Regions from separate parts of the Homo sapiens genome. Here region 1 is linked to region 2. Evidence: chromatin loops called from intact Hi-C (ENCODE). Cell type or tissue: endothelial cell of umbilical vein. All regions are shown on one strand. Links, peaks and the distances in the headings refer to the core of each region. The heading gives the core; the rest is flanking DNA.

Evidence for each region. Hi-C counts contacts between places; a loop is a spot of excess contacts. Peaks named below come from ENCODE experiments on the same cell type or tissue, not always from the same donor. Only the 100,000 strongest peaks of a DNase experiment are listed, where the experiment ranks them.
Region 1: a loop joins it to region 2, with 4 times the contacts of the local background. A loop is called at or near these places in 3 of 110 quality-filtered maps.

Annotation. Positions count from the first base shown.
Region 1 is chr14:68,722,241-68,732,557 of GRCh38, reverse strand. LOC105370547 (a long non-coding RNA gene) reads right to left here and starts at 4,535. Exons shown (of 4, transcript XR_007064227.1): 1 at 4,420-4,535; 2 at 178-2,750. RefSeq lists an enhancer at 1,269-1,822. In endothelial cell of umbilical vein, for the core only: no CTCF peak of the experiment used is centred there; DNase peaks (open chromatin) are centred at 2,857, 4,667 and 8,447.
Region 2 is chr14:68,594,100-68,604,416 of GRCh38, reverse strand. It overlaps a transcript of RAD51B not described here. Among named protein-coding and RNA genes, the nearest start is that of RAD51B-AS1, 86 kb to the left of the region's middle. RefSeq lists an enhancer at 3,879-4,048. In endothelial cell of umbilical vein, for the core only: no CTCF peak of the experiment used is centred there; a DNase peak (open chromatin) is centred at 5,496; H3K27ac peaks cover 1,713 bases.

The DNA.
Region 1 (10,317 bases), core at 1,587-9,586, 130 kb before region 2:
AATGCTGGGATTACAGGCGTGAGCCACTGTGCCTGGCCAAGATCTTATTCATTCTTTCTAACAATTTTTTTTGTAGTCATTAACAAGGCTGAAGTTTTAATGCAACTTACTTTTATTGCACATGCCATGCATTATGCACCAATCTGTGTTCTTCCAATGCTACCGGGAACCTCTTACCTTTGTATCAGTTCATCGTTGTCCTCTTCTCCAACTGCCTGTGTACCTGGGTCAGGGGTCCTCTTTTATCGAGTGGAACAAATGTGCCCAGGTACAGAGAAATGCTTTGTGCTATTGTCCACCAGGCAGGGGCATTTTCTTTTCTCAAATATTCTTGGTAAATAGACGAGCAGTCTTTACTTGAACGCACTGGGTGTCATATGCCACAGCCCTAACTTGAATGTGCTGGCTTGCTGCAAGTGGGTGATTCCTTAGAAATTTGCTCTGTTCCTAGACGGGATCAAAATGGTCCTTAGATTCTTAATGGGTCCCTATCTGGAATCCATTTGATCTTAAAATAAAATGGCCGTGGAAGAAATTTTTCATTAATTCCTAGCTGATTTGCAATGAAATTAAATTTCTGAGTATAAGGAATATTTTTTACGGAGTAAACTTATAAGTGGGGTTGCTGGGTGTTTCCCATTGATTAGCCTAGTGTTTAAAAGTATAATGTCTTTATTTTCTGGTTTCTTACTTTTTTGAGTTCCCTCACTTTTCTTCTAGAGTTCATTATGCAGGTCTGGAAAACAACAACCACCACCACCAGCAGGAGAAAAGCAGGGGTTAGTTTGGGGGGGGTTGAAATGGGAAAAATAGACATTTCCAGCTCCCAACATCTTATTTCCTGAATATCTTCGGAGCCCAAGAAAGTGGCTCTGAGCTGCCTTTGCAGTCTTGAAGCTGCACTTGCGTTCCCACCAGCCCCCGGGCCTCTGGTTGCATCCTGGGGGGCACTTCTGCACTCCCAGCCTCCTGGGTATGGATTGGGGTGAAGATGTTGTGCAGTGAGGGGTGGGAGCCCCACACCCTAATAGAGCCAAGCTGGCCACACTGCCTGTCTTTCCCAATTAGTTCCCCAAAGGGAACAAAGCCTTATTTCTTCCCTCCCTTAGTTCCCAGGCACTGGTTGGGGAAAAACAATCCTTGGCAGCTCAGGGGTTAAAAATAAAACACAGCGAGGGGGAAAACAAGCCGGGCAGCTGCAGCGGCTCCTCAGAGCCCACTCCAGGCTAAATAGAGGCCCCAGCAACTCCTTGGAGACTTGAACCCTGGGCGATGGAATTTTCCCTTGCATGAAGGCTATTGTCCTCTGGAAAGGGCCAGGGCCAGAGGAGGGCCTGGGGAGCACTGATCTCCCCAGCCCACAGCCAGGGAGCTCCTGAGAGCCCAAGGGCTCGGTCCCACCCAGCTGGGTTTGGGTGAAAAGGCAACGGGGGGTGCAGCCCACCCCTCCCCCTTTGGGAAAAAGGGAGGGCTTGGGCTTCCAAAGGCCTGGGTACCAGTTGTTGCCCCACTCCTCAGCCCAACCAGCTAGTCACGGATGGAATAAAAGGCTTGGTTCCCTTGGCAACTGAGGGGACTACAGTTTTTCACAGAGTACAAGATGGGCTTGGGGAGGAAGGGAGGTGAAAGTGAGGGATGGGGGGTGGTTTGCAGGAGGAGGGAAGAAGCGGGGAGGGGCAGCCTGTTTACCAGTGCTGCTTGAGTTTGAGTCTCAAGGGAACCTTTTGTAGGTTCTGGCCTGGGAAATGCAGGATACCCTGAGTGTGGGGGATGCTCTTAACTGCTTCTCAGTTTTGAGTCACCATTGGAAGTCTCTGGTCCATGGTAGAAATGTGATTGTTGTAGGCCTCATGCTAACCTCATGGACAGCTCAGGGGAGTTAAGCAGAGCCTACCTTTATAGGTGACTAGGCCTGGCCCTGTTTTATAACTGGAGACCCCTGGAAGTGTTGATAGATGCTTGAGCCCATAGAGAGCTATTTGTGAAGCAGAGATTAGAATAGCAGGCGCCTGTCTCCTGGGTCTGATCTCGATGGACTAGACAAGGCTATTTTTAATATCAAGCAGGAGAGCTGCTGAAATATAGACAAAGTGCAGAACCTGGGCTGATTTTGTCTCAAGCACAAGACTTTGTGAGAGGAGCTTAAAAATCTATCCATGTACTGAACAGATACATTTAGCCTCAGTGAAAACAAATGATAAGGGACGGGAGACTTTGTCCCAAAACTTTGGGATGAGAGGTCCCCACATGTTGTCACTAGCACGGAGGTGTACAGGAGACTTGGTATAACCCTCTCCGAGGCTTTAGATGGTCAGGGCTGCCCACCTGGCATTGATAGAAACACCTTTTATTGCTGCCATTAAAAGTGTGGCATCTGCCAAATGAAAAGAAAGGAAGCAGAGTGAATATGTTGATATGGTGGCTTAAGAAGATAGAATAGTGTAAACCGACACACTGTTCAAGAGTCTTGAAATGATTTTTTTAAAAAATGGAAAACAGAACCCCAAACCCCTATCTGGTATAGCAGAGAGTTCTTGGAAAGGATGAGAATGGGGTTCATGGCTGCTTTGGTGGAAAGGCTTGCTTGGTTCTTCTGCCTTTGCCGGGGGACCTGGGAGTGGGAAGGGGATGTTGGGGGAGAGGTCACTGTGTTTTCCTGAGAGGGTGGCGAGGGTCATCACCGTGAAGTACTTCCTCATGCACACTGCGGTCAGTTCCTTCAAAGCCTGGCTCCGATGGGTGGGTCTCATCTGAAAGACACAATTTGAGGAAACCTAGAGGGCGGCTCCTAAGATGAGGAAACACCTGGATGGCAGGTCTCTGATAAGGAAACAATCCTGAGATACCACTGCAGCTGCTTTGCATGCATGACCTATGCCCAATCAGATGACCATCTGCTTTAATCATCATAACCAAATAGTAATAATAAAAAGATCAAGGAATCACTTATCACCTAATTAATTTACTTACTGACTGGTGGGTTGGCAGAGAAACAAGTCTGGGCAATGCAGAATAACAAGCTACTTAGAAAATATGCAGAGAGGCTGGGTGCAGTGGCTCACGCCTGTAATCCCAGCACTTTGGGAGGCTAAGGCAGGCGGATCACAAGGTCAGGAGTTCGAGATCAGCGTGACCAACATAGTGAAACGCTGTCTCTACTAAAAATACAAAAAAAAAAAAAAAAAGAAAAATTAGCCGGGTGTGGTGGTGCACGCCTGTAATCCCAGCTACTCAGGAGGCGAAGGCAGGAGAATCACTTGAACCTGGGAGGCGGAGGTTGCAGTGAGCTGAGATTGTGCCACTGCACTGCAGCATGGGCGACAGACTGAGACTCTGTCTCAAAAAAAAAAAAAAGAAAATACGCAGAGGATGGCAACCCAGGGAAGAGAAAGTCACGTGAGCTCACCTCTGTGCTCTCGAGTGCATATAAATTCATGTAAGTTTCAAGACAATTCAGTGAGGTTGGTGTGATTATTATTCTCATTCTGTAGATGAAAAAACCGAGGCTTGTGTAGATTAACTAACTCGAGCAAGATCACGAGGTTGGAGGTGGTGAGCACTGGGTTTTGAACGCTATCAGATTATCCTCGATCTATACAGCAGCCTATAGTCAGAAAAGCATTTTCAGATCTGAAATTTCACTTGATTCTCAAAACCACTTATGGCAGGAGGTGATTCCCATTTACAGCCACAGAAGCTGAAGGTCATGGAGTTTAAGTGACATGTTCCAATCACAAGACTCTATGTGGCAAAGCTATGACTGCTCTGGGGCTTTTCACACGATGGCCTGTTTCCTGATCTCAAATTCCATTCTCAAATATCTGGGAACATTTTTTTGATTTGTTTGTTTGTTTGTTTGTTTGTTGAGATAGGGTCTCACTCTGTTGCCCAGGCTGCCGTCCGTTGGCGCAATCACAGCTCACTGTAGCCTCTCAACCTCCCAGGCTTCAGCAATCTCCAGCCTCAGCCTCCACAGGCTAGCTAGGACCACAGATATGCCTTTTAAAGTTTTTGGTATAGACAGGGTCTTGCTACACTACCCAGGCTGCTCTTGACCTCATCCAGGAAGACTTTGATGTCTGCCTTTCACTCATACATATATTTATTCAGCCATTCAACTAATATTTGCCAAGCACCTGTCATGAACAAGGCATCAAGGAGAACGGAAAACAAGCTAGATTTTTAAGAAGTCCCTGTGAATAAAAAGAATCTTATAATCTCACCGTCTGTGTCTGCCCTCACAACTATCAGTGGAAATTTTCCAAAATCAATGTGCTAACAGATGTGTTTTATTTCATAAGCTGGCACACTTAAAATTGAAGAACTAAAATGTTAAGAACTATTGAGTCACAAACATTCTCTGAACACCTTACACCTTAAAATGGAGGTAGTAATTCAGTAAGGTTTGGATGGACTCACGGTGACACCTCAGTGGGACACTTCCAATTCCTGGAGACAGAGGAGAGAAGAGTTTTGGCCAAGGCTCCCTTTGGCTGTCCACATTTGCTCAGACACTCAGCCTAGCTAGCATTCCTGTCTCCCCCCACTGTCCCTGCAGAATCTATTGTGAAGGGGCCCCTCCCATGGTCAAGCTTCCTCCCCATATCAGATTTTATGGCCCGGCTACTTCCTGGACAGGGCCAAACACTTAACAGATGCCTAGACTTGTATGGGTCAACGTCAGTGCGTATGCCGGTCATATTTCCTACACACCCATCTGTACAGAATCACACATTAAACATGATTTCTCACACAGAACTTCCATGGGGAAATCCTCACCCCCAAAGTGACAGAAGTTGCCAGAATATGTACAGGGAGGTAAAAAGCACTTAAAGACAAGTGAGCACGGTCATTTGCCCTGGAAGAGCATGCAGTGTTGGGAGAGCTGATAAACAAAATTTCCATCCCTCTCCATTCATCATTCATCAGTAAGTCATGCAGGTCAAAGTGTAGGGGGAAGGGGAAGAGGGCAGAGAGAGGAGAAAAGGGAAACTAAGAATTTTTTTTTTTTTTTAGAGATGGGGTCTCACTATATTGCCCAGGCTGGCCTCAAATTCCTGAGCTCAAGTGATCCTCCCACTTCAGCCTCCCAAGTAGCTGGGACTACAAGTGTGAGCTACCACACCCAGAGAGCTATGGAGTTTCCATTGTAAGGAAAATGAAGATGACAAAGGAATGCTGGGGACAGGCTTTTGAAGGGAATAGATCAACTCAGGCTGAAGTGCAGTGGCACAATCACACTTTAAATGAGTACGTTTTTAAATTTGTGAGTTGTATCTCAATAAAGATATTTTTAAAAATAGATACCTTAAACCTCACACATTTAAAAAATACAGGATATGGTATACAAAGAATAGATAGGACATACTTAAACTAAAAAAAAGAAATTACTTATTATTCATCTGAAATGAAAAGTTAACCAGATGTCCTATATTTTATCTGGCACTCCTACCTCCCCAACCCTCAACACCCAAAGCTCTTTGAATTTGTTTTTATTTTCTGTCCATATGAAGTACCTCTTGGGGCAAAGAGCTTCAAGTTTTATTATTCTCTTTGTGAAGCAGTGTCATGCTTTGTCTTCACTTCTCTTAAGTGTCCCCTTCCCACATATTTCAGAAAACGATGTATTTCTGCTGGGTTGTTTTCTCCTTAATGCTATGGAGGTCCATGCTCAGCCTTGGGCTTCCCAAAGAGAAATATGCTGGACACATCAGACAATTTTTTCTTGGCCAACTCATCCCTCCATCCCTTCTTTATGGTTGCCTTTTTTCAGGTCTCTTGTTAGGAACTCATGACTGAATAGCATCCAACAGACCACCAATCCAGATGTGATGGCCCAAGGGGATTCAATATGGGTGGGGGAAAACTCACTGAGGGTTTTCCAGGTCCTGTCCTGATAACGCTCACATTAGTCAAGAACCAAGTGTTTAGGAAGCACATTCACAATGGATAAAAGCCACGCCGTAGCATAAATCCATTTGCTATATGGAGTCTAAATCTTGCCTTTTTCTGTTTCATGTGATGTGATGTATGTGTGTGTGTGTATGTGTGTGTGTGTGTGTGTGTGTGTGTGTGTATGTGTTGTGGTTTTTGTTTTTTGCCTGTTTGTTTTTGTTAGCCAGATAAAAATCCAGTAAAACAATTGAGAGGATGGTGGAGGGAAGGCAGGTAATATGGTTTGGCTCTGTGTCCCCACCCAAATCTCATCTTGATATAATTCTCACATGTTGTGGGAAGGGACCCAGTGGGAGATAATTTGAATCATGGGAGCGGTTTCCCCCATACTGTCCTCATGGTAGTGAATAAGTCTCATGGGATCTGATGGTTTTATCAGAGGTTTCCACCTTTGCATCTTCCTCATTTTTCTCTTGCCACTGCCGTATAAGAAGTGCCTTTCATCTCCCACCATGATTCTGAGGCCACCCCAGCTATGTGGAAGTGTAGGTCCAATTAAGCTTCTTTTTGTTCCGAGTTTCGGGTGTGTCTTTATCAGCTGCATGAAAGTGGACTAATACAGCAGGTAAGAAGGATCACAGTGTGGTCTTCTGGATGCTTTCAGTGCAAGAGAATACACAATGAAGATGGTGGTTGTGTTAGGAGGGCGGAATTATGACTTTTATTCTCTCTTTCCTGTTTTCCAAACTTTATATAATATAGTTCTCTAAAGATAAAGAATTTGAAAGAGTGCTTAAATTTTCATTTAAAAAAATACAAGGCCTCACAATTAAAACTGACTACAAAAAGAAAATATTGCATTGTAAAATAATAAAAGCATGTAAATGCTTTATAAATTTTATAGGCTATTTTCTGAGTAACTTTCCCATGATTCCCCGGTTCTGTGCTATATGGTAGCATTGCTGGAACCGGAAGTCAGATATGTCAGACTTGAAACCCAGGCCCTTCCCATTATATCACAGCAGACATCTACCAGTCGGATTTCATGAAAGTGTTATCTGTTCAAGAGTCACATGGATTTCAGCACTTTATTACTAAGTTGTTTATGCTTGGATATCTAGCATTGCCTATCTACATAATAATTATTTTCATAATATTGATTCTTGTGCACAAAATCCCTGTAGTCTATGAATGAATAAGCAAAGAACAGTCAATTACATAATAATAGCTACTGTTTCCTGGATGCCGTGGGCCAGGTATCAGAATTAAATTTGAACTTCATTTACCTAATTTGATCCTTGCAACAGTTCTGAGGAAGATTTCAGCCCCATTTTATAGATGAGGAAATGGAGATTCAGCAATATTAAGATCACATAGTAAGTTTACAGGCTGAGATTCAGAAAATCCTAACTAGGTACAACTTGTTTTATCATATGCTAATCTTTGAAAAATTCAACCATCCCCATTGAGAGTAGTAACCTTCCTTCTCTAAGCAGGGGGTAAACAGTTCTCACTTTTTTGTGTGTGTTTGTTTTGAGACAGGGTCATGGTCACAAGCTCTGTGCCCAGGCTGGAGTGCAGTGGCACCATCACGGCCCACTGCAATCTCCGCCCCCTGGGCTCAAGTGTTCCTCTCACCTCAACCTCCTGAGTAGCTGGGACCACAGGTACATGCCACCTGTGCCTGGCTATTTTTTGTATTTTGTTTTGCTTTGTTTTTTTTAGAGACAGCGTTTCACCATGTTGTCCAGCTTGGTCTTGAACTCTTGGCCTCAAGCTATCTACCTGCCTCAGCCTCCCAAAGTGCTGGAATTACAGGCATGAGCCACCGCGCCCGGCCTCTCACCTTTCTTTCTAAGAAACTTAAAAGGAGAAAATTAGGCCGGGCCTGGTGGCTCAAGCCTGTAATCCCAGCACTTTGGGAGGCTGAGGTGGGCGGATCTCTTGAGGTTGGGAGTTCAAGGCCAGCCTGACCAAGATGGAGAAACCCTGTCTCTACTAAAAATACAAAATTAGCCAGGCGTGGTGGCCCATGCCTGTAATCCCAGCTACTTGGGAGGCTGAGGCAGGAGAATCACTTGAACCCAGGAGGCGGAGGTTGCAGTGACCCGAGATCATGCCATTGCACACCAGCCTGGGCAACAAGAGTGAAATTCCGTCAAAAAAAAAAAAAAGAAAAGAAAATGAGAGGGAATACTTGAATCATCCTTAGAGTTGACCTAACCCTTTAGATGCCTACAATTAAACTGGGAAGCAAATTTCTGAAGGAGCCACAACTTTCAAATCTTCCTCATGCACCTGTTAAACCACCCTTCTCTCAGTGTCCTTGAGGGTTTGTATTGTGAAGGCTGAGGAGGAAATCTGCTTCTTTATTTCTTCCCCTGCCTTGGAAGGATCATTTTTCCATATTAAACAGAGCATCATACATTCCTGAGAATGCCTCTCCCACAGACTTGTTTTGACAACCAGGAGGGAGGATGGGAGGAGGCTTGTAGAATGGGCTGCACAATAACCCAAGAAGATCAAGGAAAGCCGTTTCCAAAACAAAGGTTGATCATGTATAGCTCCCTCTCAATCTGGGCTTCTCAGAGAGTGCATTAATCAAAGGGGAAACACCTGGGTCTCTAATGCCCTTCTTGCTTGTCAGAGGCGTGTTCCAAGGCTTTCATCATGCTGATGGTGACCTTCTAAGTCCGTGCTTCTGGTCAAAGGTTTGTGTATGTGTTTCATTGAATAGGTTGAGCATTTATCAACCATTATTGGTATTTCATAACCATTCCCCTGGGTGTTGTAATTAGAACTCTTTTGCATTCTCAAGTTTTGATATATGATTTTTAAAAACAGAGGACTTTGGTCTTAAAATCATGCAATTCCCTCCTTCGTGGGTTTGCACAGGAACGTAAGAAGAAATTGGAGAGAAGGGTTTCTTCTGGGACTTTTACTTACAATACCTTCTTTCCAGAAAGCTCCATTTAGCATTATTTTGGCAATTGGTTTTAGCATAAGTGACAGATTCTCCTTCAAAGAATTAAAAACTGTTTACATCTTTGGGGTAGGCATTACTCCCTGTTTTGTAAGCAAGGAAAAATTATTGCCTAAAATCTTAGTGGTTTTGCCTCCCTACCAGAAGTATTGCTTTTATCATTATGTAGCAAGAATATCTGCACAGATCTATTTGGCAAAGATTTTATTCAAAGGCTTGGGTACTGATTAACACTGCCTGGCCCACTGAACAATGGGTTAACCTAGGCTTGATAAACCAAATAAGACCTTTGTCTTGTTTTGCTGGCCGCTCAAAAGCACCTCTACCATAAAATCATTGCGCCTCCAGGGAGAGACCTGGTTTATTTTTTTTGCCCCTGATAGATAGCTGAATACAAGTGGGGGTATTGATAGGAAGGCCCTCAAGGATGTGCGTGTGCTTGGGAAGGTTGTATGTGTGTCTATACATGTGTGTGCACCTGCTCACAAGTAGACTACTACCCACTGCGTTCTGGGCTGTGGGGAGTGGGACGGTGAAGCAGCTAGTTCACCAGCATAGCAGGTAAGGCTTGAACATGAATTGTACATGTATGAGTATCCATGCACTCATCCTCACTGCCCTGGTTGGGCCACTTTGCCCAGGTGGATAAAACCAGGACTAAGGAAGCTCTAGCAGTTTTCTGAACATAATACTGTACTATACTTATGGGTGCCTAGAAAATACTTAAGAGTTTGCAACAGGATTAGCAAGAACCCACCCATCTCCTGGGAAAACTGCTTGGGCTCATTCCAGATTGGGGTCAACAGTGTCACTTTTATTTCCTAAAAATACCCAAGCTTGTTAAAAACTTAAAAAAAAAACAAACCTCTCATCCGTTAGTTTACGGCTTGCATCCCTCAACCGCTGAACTTGCAAAGGTTTCACAGAAGCATCATCTGTACCTTGGGGCAATCCCTGAGAGCGGGTAGGCTGCTCCAATCTCTGCTGTGGATCTGGTTTTCAAGACGAGGGAAAGAAGGATTAGGAAGACCACACACCAGTGACTTGATGCCTGTCCTTCGCCAGGTTTTAGAATGGATCATTATATATTTGGAGGCAGTGGGAATGCTTGGTCTGGGGACAAAAGACTCAGAGGGGATGAGGCTTACAGCCTTAAAATACTCAAAGAGCTCTCACAGAGGAGAGGAAATAGACTTATTCAAACTCTGCCTGAAGGGTGAAGTTTCCAGAAGGACTATTTTGGTTCAACATAAGAATGACTGTCTAACAACCACCCAACAATGGGTGGAAAACTTCCTTAGAGGTGCTGAGAAAGGGCCCGGGCTTAGGACCGTTCAAGCAGAGGACAGCAGGGATGTTGTAATAAGAATTCCAGCAGTGGGCTTGAGGTTCAGCTGATGACCTCCAAGGTTCCTTCCAGCTCTAAGATTGGATGATTC
Region 2 (10,317 bases), core at 1,459-9,458:
GGCTCAGTGGCCACCGATAATTGTACGAAGCTGAAAAATCTCTAGAATATTTCCAGCCCTTTGCACTTGTCAAATATCACACTGGAAACCCTAGCAATTTGTGTAGGACCCTTTCCAGAAGGAAGGGGACTTCATTGGCGTGGCCTTGTGCAGGGGGAGTTTCTCGGAGTTTCAGCCTGGGAGTGGGCCGGGCCTCCCTGTTCTGGGCTCACCCCACCTTCTCCAGCCACTCTCGCGTGCACCTGGCCTCACCATGAAAGGCGACTTTCTAGACGGACTCCCCAGCCAGGAGACGTCTGCGCTTCTCAGGCTCTTTGGTTTTCCCTTCACATTTTTGGGAGTTACATGACACCCAGCAGCCAGCAATCCTGGCGGGCTAAGAAATACAAAGTTCAGGGCCTGAGGCCGCTGTGGCCTCCACTGTGGTTTTTCTGGAGCTCTGTTTCATTTGGGCTAGAGTGAACGCTTCCCTCCGGAGACCCCAGCAGGCAGGGGCTGAAGAAAGTTGAAGGAACAGTCATTTCCACTGTGGCTGGGTGTTGGTCGTCTGGCACGGAGGTAGCCTGACAGCATGCGGACAGGGGGCCAGCGCGGCCGCAGGGCTGGATACACTGAAGGAGCGGCCCAAGGCGAGACGCGGCGTGTGCAGGCTCCCTCTCTGTCTTTGGGACAGCTTGACAACAGCAGTAATCATTAACTCCCCAAGTGCTTTTATTATAAGTCCATGTTACCTGACACTTCAACAGAATTAAAACAGAACAACCATTTGCAGTTAACTTGGCCTTTTATGACCTCACAGACTTTTACAAGGAAGTCTCGGGTTGCCTTATTTTCAAAAGGAAGCCAGGAGGCATGATGGGGACCCCAAAAAAGAGCTGAGAACAGACCCCCAAATCGAAAAGATAAATGAAAAAAACAGATAACATGTTTTATGGTTGTAAAAGCAACACGTGGTCACAGAGGACAATTTGGAAGACACAGAAAAGTATAAAAAATCCCATAGAAGCCACCCATCCCTACAGACCACTGTCAGTGTTCTGAGCTATTTCCACCCTTCCTGATTGTGGAAATAGCTCTTTGCATGTGTGCCTTAAAAACAAAAGTGGAAGCAGATTTGGCACTACAGTTTATGATTTCATAAGTGACGCCCTAAAAACCTATAATATTTCAGGTAAATTTGATATAGGGATCAATAAAGAGAATAAAATTAACCCACAAGTGATTGAGGGCCTAATCCATATAAGGCACTCCATTGGGTACTATGGGGGATTAGAGATGTCTGAGGTTCGGACTCTGGCCTTGAGACACTAGAGGGAGAGGAGAGGAACACGTAAGGGCAGCTTTGATAGTCATATCCTCAGCTCCAGACATTAGGCCCTCAAAATGGTTTGCTGCATTGAGCAGAGTGTAGCCCATCCCAAAGGCTCCTCATTATTTATTCACTCAACAAATATGTACCTGTCCCTATTGCATGTCAGGCATATGGGTGTTTAGGTTTTGGAGCAGGGAAGCATTGTGGTGAGAGCAATGTTTCAGGAGATTTATACGAGCACTGCTGACCAGATGAAAAGCATGATGGGTAATGTTATGTGTTGACTTGCCTAGGTCATAGTACCCGGATATCTCGTCAAATATTAGGCTAGGTGTTGCTGTGAAGGTATTCTTTAGATGACATTAACATTTCCATCAGTAGACTTTGAGTAATCAAATTACCTTCCGCAACGTGGGTGGGCCTTGTCCAATCAGTCAAAGGCCTTAAGAGAAGAGACTGAGGTCAGATTTCAGATTTGCCAGCCTCCACAATTGCATAAACCAATTTCTTAAACTCTATTTGCTTTTCTATCATCTAATATCAACCTATCATGTATTATCTATCTATCTATCTATCTATCTAGCTAGCTATCTATCTAGCTATCCATCCATCCATCATCCATCCACCCACCCACCCATCTATCCGCATCCAACCCTGTTGGTTCTGTTTCTCTGGAGAGCCCTGAGTAATAGAGATGGGACTGGACAAAGGCAGGAGGAGGGAGAGCTGGTTATTCAGAGTGGGTGAGGGAGGTCAGCTGGGCCAGTCAGGATGCTGGGAGGGGTATGTGAACATATGTCTATGTTTGTGTGAACATAACATATGTCTATGTTTGTGTGTCCCAGCTTGCTGGGAGGGAGAGTAGAAACTGAGTCTGGGGACCAGACAGGAAGGTGGACAAGCAGGAAGGCAGGTCACATGGTGGGAAGAGCTGGAGCGGCCCACGGAAGGGAGCAGGAGACCAAGGCCAGTTAGGGAACAGGAGGGCCAGAGGTCAAATACAGTGCAGAGAGGTCTTTGGGGGCAGTTTAGGGACATACACATCCCATTTCTGCCCAGGGATGGGCTTTTCAAAGGACCAAGCAGGTTGGGACAATAAGGCTTGCACAGAGGGGGTGGCAGTGGAGAGGAAGACCTGGAATCCAGGCCCATGAGAATGGTGAAGAGAAATAGGGCAGTAATGATGGGAATTGGTTTGGGGTCAATGATGACTTCAGTTTAGACCTGTTGGGCTTGTGGGAATGACAGAATAAGACTTTCAAGGGTGAGGAGGGGTAGTGACCAGTGTCATGTTCCAGAAAGGACAAGGAAAATGCAGAGTGAGGAAAAGCCATTGGGTTTGACAAGAGGGAGGGGAGGTAGTGGGCCTGCATGTGGAGGGCAGCATTTGTGGGCCCCCTACTATGAGTATATAGAAATGAAAGAACAGAAGAATACTACATGAATGGCGGCAGAGCTGAGTGATGGGAGCCCTGTGCAGATCTGAATGAAGAATGAAACTCAGTCATCAACATATGCAGGCCTGATCCCATTAAGTACTTCCTCTGAGAGTTAGCAAACTGATATCCTTTAATCATGCCTTATATTTATAAAGGCCTTTCTCCAAAGAACTCCAAGTGCTCAAAAACATTAATTAATGCACTCTCCCAGCCCCCTTTAGGGAAAAGTTGGTGGCAGGTATCATCATTCTGTTTATAGGCATGGAAACTATAGCCGACATGAAAATGACGCTGCCAACCAAGGTCACAAAGCTAGTCTGTGGCCAGGAAGGAGGTGAGCCAGGCAGATGTCCTACCTGGCTGTCCTCCTTCTGCAGCTAGGCCATTCCTACATCACCCATCTCTTGCCAGGACCCACCCCCCCACCAAAAAAAAAGTTACTGGTGAGACGTGGCTATGAGATCAACTACAGGGTCCAAGGCTTCAGAGAGTGGCCGCAAGATAATCCCAGAGGGATCTTGGGGCCAGGTGTGGGGCTTGGGGATCAGGTCTTTTGTCTGCTCTGTCTTGGACTACATGGGAACTTAAGCAGCTTACTTCTGCTTACTTATTTACTACCAGCAAATGCTGAGACCAAACAATAACAAAATTTCCAAACTCAAGAAAGCATGCACTCAGTTTGTGTTTCACGGGTACCCACACACAAGAATTCTCTAGAGCTGTAAAGTAAGGAAATACCTCAATTCTTATGCTTCAGGCTGTGCAAAACCCAACCATGTGCTCAGAAGCAAAATGCTCTTTAAACACAAAGAATATCCAGGACAGCCCACTAAGAAGATGATTTGGCCACCTCTGGTGATGATGATGACACCTGCCACCAGCTTTTCCCTAAAGGAGGCTGGGAGAGTGAATTAATTGACATTTTTGAGCACTTGGAGTTCTCTGGACAAAGGCCTTTATAAATATAAGGCATGATTAAAGGGTATCAGTTTGCTAACTCTCAGAGCTTGGGTTTTATCAGGCCATGAAAGGAAGGAAATGCCAGGGGTCCCAATGGCAGAGGTGATCCACAAAGCCCTCTACTGTGGCCCCAGCGGGTGCTGATGTAGGGACCGTTAACCTAAAGGCATGCAGTCCTCCCCAGGACTGCACCTGCCAATGCCGAGCCCTGTGGGCTGCCAATACCCAGCCTGTTGGATAATGAGGGCTGGCTCCTGTGGGATCAGTTAAGCAGTACACACTCCCAGTCTAGAGTTTAATACCCTAGACATGGGTGGACATGGGAAACTCAAGGGGCCACCAGCATGCTGGCCCAATGCCAGAGTTTAATTAGGCCCTAAATCTCCAGTGATTACATGACGGGCCCAGTCCCCTGAGGCCAGCCAAAGGGAGAAACATCCCAAACAGCATTGTATCGGCCTCTTTTGAGTCTTTCCCCTCAACTCATTGTTTGTGGAGGCACTGCTTGTTAGTGCAAAGAATCCCTTCCAAGTCACTGAGTAGCTGTACAGAAAATCAGAGGGCCGCTGCTTAATGATCTCGGCCATCAGGTAGGCTTTCCCACACCTGCCTGCTGCATCCCGTGGGACAGGGAGTCCTGTAGGGGGACAGGGTATAGATGACCACAATCACACTTCCACTCTTGGGTTTCGATGGGGGTTTGGTCAGAAGTCAGCAAAACTATGACTTGTTCAGAAAACAGAATGATTAGGCTCTCTGAGAGACCCCAAAGGCCCAACCACTCTGCAGGACCAGGGCCTGGGACCTGCAAGTGAAGCCTAATCTTTCGGGAGCCCCTGGGGAGGAAGAGGATTATGTGAAGTGGTTCCGAAAGGAGGAAGGACCTGAGACTTTCACAGAATTTCTGTCTTTTCCTTCTTGTCTCCATCCTTCTTTCATAGCCTTGGAGGGGAACATTCCAGCTTCTTATAGTTATGGTGAAGAAGGCCAACACCAGCATGTCACTCATGGTCCAGACCGATTTCCTGATCTGGGTGGCCAAGGGTGAGAATAACATTTCCACTGAGCTGATTGATGAAGGACACGGGTACAAGTTTAATGTAGATGGGGCGGATCTGATGGGAGGTCGTGAGAAGAAAAACTTTCTTGTCTTCCTCTGACTTTCTGTTTTCATTTGAAGAGAGTAGGATTAAGTTCTTAGGTCTTAGAGTCAGATGGCCTGAGTCTGCAACCTGGAAGAGACCACCTAGCAATCTGGTCCTACCCATTTGGGAGCCTACTCACCCCACGGTTCCTCTACTTGCAATGAGTTTCCTAAACAGGGCAGGGCCAGATTTCCACCTTGCGCAACTTCTGCTGTGGCTGGAGAAGGAGGATGCTAGCCTCCTTGGTGTTTACGAAATGAGTTATGATATGTAATGTTAGAATAACGTCCAGCACGTAGTATGTTTCGTATGGCAACATCCTTTCCCTCCTCCTCAGCCTGGGGTTGGTTGGCTATGGAGATATGCCCACACTACCACCACTCCTGGCAGCCCCCTGTGTTCAAAGAGTGTGGGAATAGGGTACTGGCCGATGTCCGACGGTCAGCACCGCAGTGGGCCATAAAGCAGCGGCAAAGGGAGCGGCCAGCTCAGATACGGCGCAGGAGATGAAAGTCGGCCGTGTTTTCCTTTCCAAAGTGCTGCTGTGTTCCTGAAGGCCTGCAGCTTCCTCTGCCCTGCTGGGGATTTTTTTTCTTCCCAGTTCCTCTCAGTGATATCTTAAGAGGCAAACTTCCAGCACTAACAGGAGGTCTTTTGTTCTCCTTTTCTCAAAGCGGACTTTAACCCAGTTACTACAGACTGAGTCACTGTAAAAACAAACAAATAATAATAATACTCCATTTTCTTAAAGGCTCTTCCATGCCTGCTGACAGAAAAGGGGGAACCTGACACTGCCCTGGGCCTGTGGGGCTCCTCCCCGCCTCCGTCTTCTGGAGGCACAGCCCACGAGAACCTTCCAGAACACACTGGAGCCCGGCACCGTGGAACTGTTCAGCTAGGCTCTGGCTTGTTTGGAATTTCATCTGACTTGAAGGGGCCCGTGGACTCAGAGGAATTTGGGTCTCAACACAGTCCCGGTGGGATTTACCCCAGACCGAGGAATGCTTGTTTTACTCCTGGATCTGCTACACACTAAATTCGGGACTTTCCTCCCTTCTCTACACTTTAGTTTCTTTTTATGTATGTGGAACAGGAGTATTAGACACTCTGCGATTTTATCAGAAAGGATTTTACAATGGTTATACTGTGATTTCTCCTTTTCCCTGAGTACATCTCCTCCTGGCTGAGAGTTCCTGGAGGGGGAATGACAGCTAACACATTTCTGAATCCTTGGTCTTAAGCATGGTATTTGGTTCATGGACACACAAGGTGTCTAGTAGACGTCTGTTAAAAGGACACATGAATGAATGAATGAATGAATGAGGTTTGAGTTGGTGTGCTGTGCTTGGTCTGACAATGATATCAACAGGAAGCTTCACTTCATCATCATCAATAATAAAAAGGTAAGGCTTAAGGAGTTCCTACTGATACCACCTCTTTATGTAGAAGTAGCTTTCTCTTCTTGGGAAGCTACTTGTACTTGAGAATTTAGATTTAAAATCAGACCGAGACTGCCATGGGTCTCTAGGACGGCCGTCTATTTTTCTAAGCTGGTCCCCACTTTAACAAATCCCAGGAGCTGAAGCAGTAGGATCTTCATTTACTCTGTTGGGTTTGTGCCCCCGAGATACAGTCCTTTCCATTTCAGCATCAATCATTTGAAAAGTAAATATCTCACCTTCTTGTGACCTGGCAAGGATAGAGTAGAGTTCTCTCCATCAGGGTCAATTTACATCTGTGTCCTTTTTTTTTTTTTTAACTTGTATTTTAGGTTTGGAGGGTACATGTGAAGGTTTGTTACATAGGTAAACTTGTGTTACAGGGGTTTGCTGAACAGAGTATTTCATCACCCAGGTATTAAGCCCAGTACCCAATAGTTATCTTTTCTGCTCCTCTCCCTCCTCTTCTCCCTCCACCCATGAGTAGACCCTAGTGTTTGATGTTTCCTTCTTTGTGTTCATAAGTTCTTACCATTTAACTCCCACTTACAAGTAAGAACATGTGGTATTTGGTTTTCTGTTCTTGCATTAGTTTCTTAAGGATAATGGCCTCCAGCTCCAACCATGTTCCTACAAGAGACACGATCTTGTTCTTTTTATGGCTGCATAGTATTCCATAGTGTATGAAGTCTTAACAAGGGCAGGAGTAGGGTGGGAGTCTCATTTTATAGGGAAAATGTTCCTTGGCTGGTCCTTCCTTCCCTACTCTCTATCCTGTCATCCTCAATGTCCCCTAACAACCAGGAGTGGATGACAGTAAACAATTTCAGTGTTGGGACTGATCTGGCCACTCCCCACTGGGTATGGTTCCCCCAGACGGTGCACAGCTCCTGGCCTAGCCTCAGTTTATTTCTCTGCTGTAGGAGAGCACGGGCCCCATTCTCAGATTGCCTCTTCCAGAATATGCCTTTAAGAGGAGGAGTAAAAAATTCCAGGAACAGGCTTCATGTCAATGACAGTAGCTGGCTAATTTCTTCTGAGAAAATGGAAACCTTGGTCTCCTGATGTGTGCAATGACAGGCACAAGAGGAATTTTCCAATACAACAAGGGAACGAATTTTCTAAGGACAAGCTGGCCGAGAAAAGCCGCCATCTCACCGTGAACCAGAATTAGGTAACGTGGCACCCTTGGAGCAGCAGAGGTGACCGGCTGGAACAGTCGGCCAGGAGGACAGCTGCACTCCCCACCACCTTCTGGGTGTGTTGCCAATGTCTGCCCCTGACGGGATTAGTGACTTCAGGACAGCTGGAACATTCGCAGTGCTGTTTCCTTACGATGGGAAGAGACATGATCTTGACTCTGCTTCTGTAGGAGATGGTGATGAGGAGTAGCTGAAAGCTAGATAGGTTCTTTAAAACCTGTGACAGAAATGGCGTGTGCCAGGCCTATCTGTTTTGCAGGAGCTTTTACAGCAGCCCAGCTGTTTCCTTCTATGAACTCATTTATTACTCCCTTCGTCCACTCATTGGGCATTACTCTATGGGGAACACGGTCCTATGAGCCAGACAAAAAAAAGCTGAATTGTCTTAGTCCCTTAGTTTTGCTCTTCCCAATTCCCTTCATCATCCTTCCATAAAAGGAGAAGGGCCATTGTTCTCCCCAGCCCCTTTCTTTTTTGTCACATTTTCAAAACTCTGAGCGTAGGGTGCTATGAAAAGGCTTACGAGAAGGGATGAATCACCCCCATGGTTGAAAACCCACCGAGCAGCTGTCAAGGTTTATAATTGTCCTCCATGAACCCCTGGAACCCTTCTAGGACCCCCTTGGAGATGCTCATTACTGATTAGAAAAAAAAAAGTTTGGGTACGATTAATTCCCAGCGCCAGGTAGAAACAAAACCTTTCCAAAGCTGTTACTGTCAGTGAGAAATTCACCCTGGTGGTGTTGTTTAGGATATCAGATATTCTGTGCCTCTTGCCCCAGAAGTGTCTGTTGTGGAAAGGGCTGAAGAATTTGAATCTCCAATATAAAATGGAGAATAGACATGGGATAAGAAACAGGAAACACATCTGCTGGTCTCTCAGATAATCTTTTTTTCTTAATGTATTTTTCCCCTGATTTTGGGAACATGCATGTTAATGGGAGGAAACTTGAAAAAAAAAAAAAAAAGACAATTCCAAAAAAGAAATAAAAGTCAAGTATAATCTTATTGCCCAGAGATTGCACTGTTAACATTTTTATACATATTTTTCCAGTTAAAATGCACATAATACTTTTTTCTTACAGAACTACTACATTGTATGCATATTGCTTTATAATCTGTTTTTTCTCTTTAATAATATGGTGTGAACACTTTCCCATGAGATTAAGCCTTCTTCTGACACATAATTTTAATGACCATCTAGTATTCCATCGTATAGATGTTAATTTAACCAATACCATATGGTCGAACATTTAGTTGTGTCTATTTTTTTGCTAGTATAAATAACACAATGTAGACATTGGGGAGACTGACTCAGGCTGCTCCCTTGTTCTGGTCATAAGTCACTTAGTCCTTCCTTAAAAGCCATTGGTCATTTGATGGGCCAGACAGACTTCACAACCCTTGCTCCAAACACAAGGACAAATTTAATCTACTCAAGCTAGGAGTGGCCTTGGATGTTCTCTTAATTCCACAGAAACACTGATGTAAAAAGACAGTTATACTCAATTCATTTGTTCATGGATGCATTATTTCAGACAAAACAGGCTCCCTTGACTGATTTCCCTTTGGCCCTGGTCTTCTTTTCTTCAAGGCAGGCAAGCTTATTGTAACAGCAAAGGAAGCGAAATGCCTTTAGCAAGGTAAACCTGTAGAAGCAACTGGAAGCATGTATTCCAGGGTGAATCATTTTTAAATCATCTTCCATGTTTAGGATTTTCCATGTAAGTGTTCTGCTCCATTAGAGTGGATAATTGGGAGGGAAGAGAATAAACGTTCCAGCGCTCCTAACATGCTGAGGCATTTACCAAAATGCTGTGGTTCATCTAGGCAGAGGGGAAGGCATCGGCTCAGGAGCACTGAGTAAATACTCAGTGGAGAAACTGGGGCAAAATCTAGGCTACTGGATCCTAGTTTGTCTCAGCCTCAAGAAATTCAAGCTGCCACAGTGGGTGGCGGGGTGCCTTAGTTCACCTCCTGTTTCCACGTCCCTGGTCCTTTAGCTCAGCAGCAAGCCAGGGAGAAAATGTACTCCATGGTGGAGGGCATGGGCTGTGTGCCTGGGACATTTGGTCTGGGGAGGGGCACCTGAGCAGGTCACCTGTCACTCCATTGCCCCCTTTCTCATTCTTGTGGCCCTACACACATCTCCAGTGGCCATTGGATGAGATTGCTAAGGACAAAATTCTCATTGGAATGGCAAAGTCTCATACTTGTAATCCTAGCGCTTTGGGAGGCTGAGGTGGGTGGATCTCTTGAAGCCAGGAGTTTGAGATCAGCTTGGGCAACATAATGAGACCCCACCTCTACAAAAAATTAAAAAATTAGCTGGGTATGGTGGCACATCTGTAGTCCTAGCTGCTCAGGAGGCTGAGGTGGGAGGATTTCTGGAGCCCAGTTCAGTTCAGCTTGGGTGACAGAGCAAAATGTTGTCTCTAAGAGAGAGAGAAAAAAAAGGAAGTCAAAGTCTAGGCCCTTTTGCCTTTCTCTGAGGCCCTGAGGCTTCCTGAAGAGGATGGTTGAGGAAGACCTGATGGAGAGTTCAAGGGGTATGGCATAGGAATGTACATAACGGTAGACATGTGCAAAAGAATGCGGGTGGGGAAGAAGTATTCGTGTGTGCACACACAAACTCTCTCTCTTGCTCTGTCTCTCTTTTCCTTTTCCTCTCTCTCTCCCCCACCGCCTCACTCACTCATAGCTTAATGGGGTTTCTGGGAGAGGAAATTGTGGTCTCAAATGCATATGAAAAGTCCTGGAACAAGCTCTCAAAGGCGTGTGGGGGTGGGGAGCACGGGGGGTGGGGGAATCACAAGACTG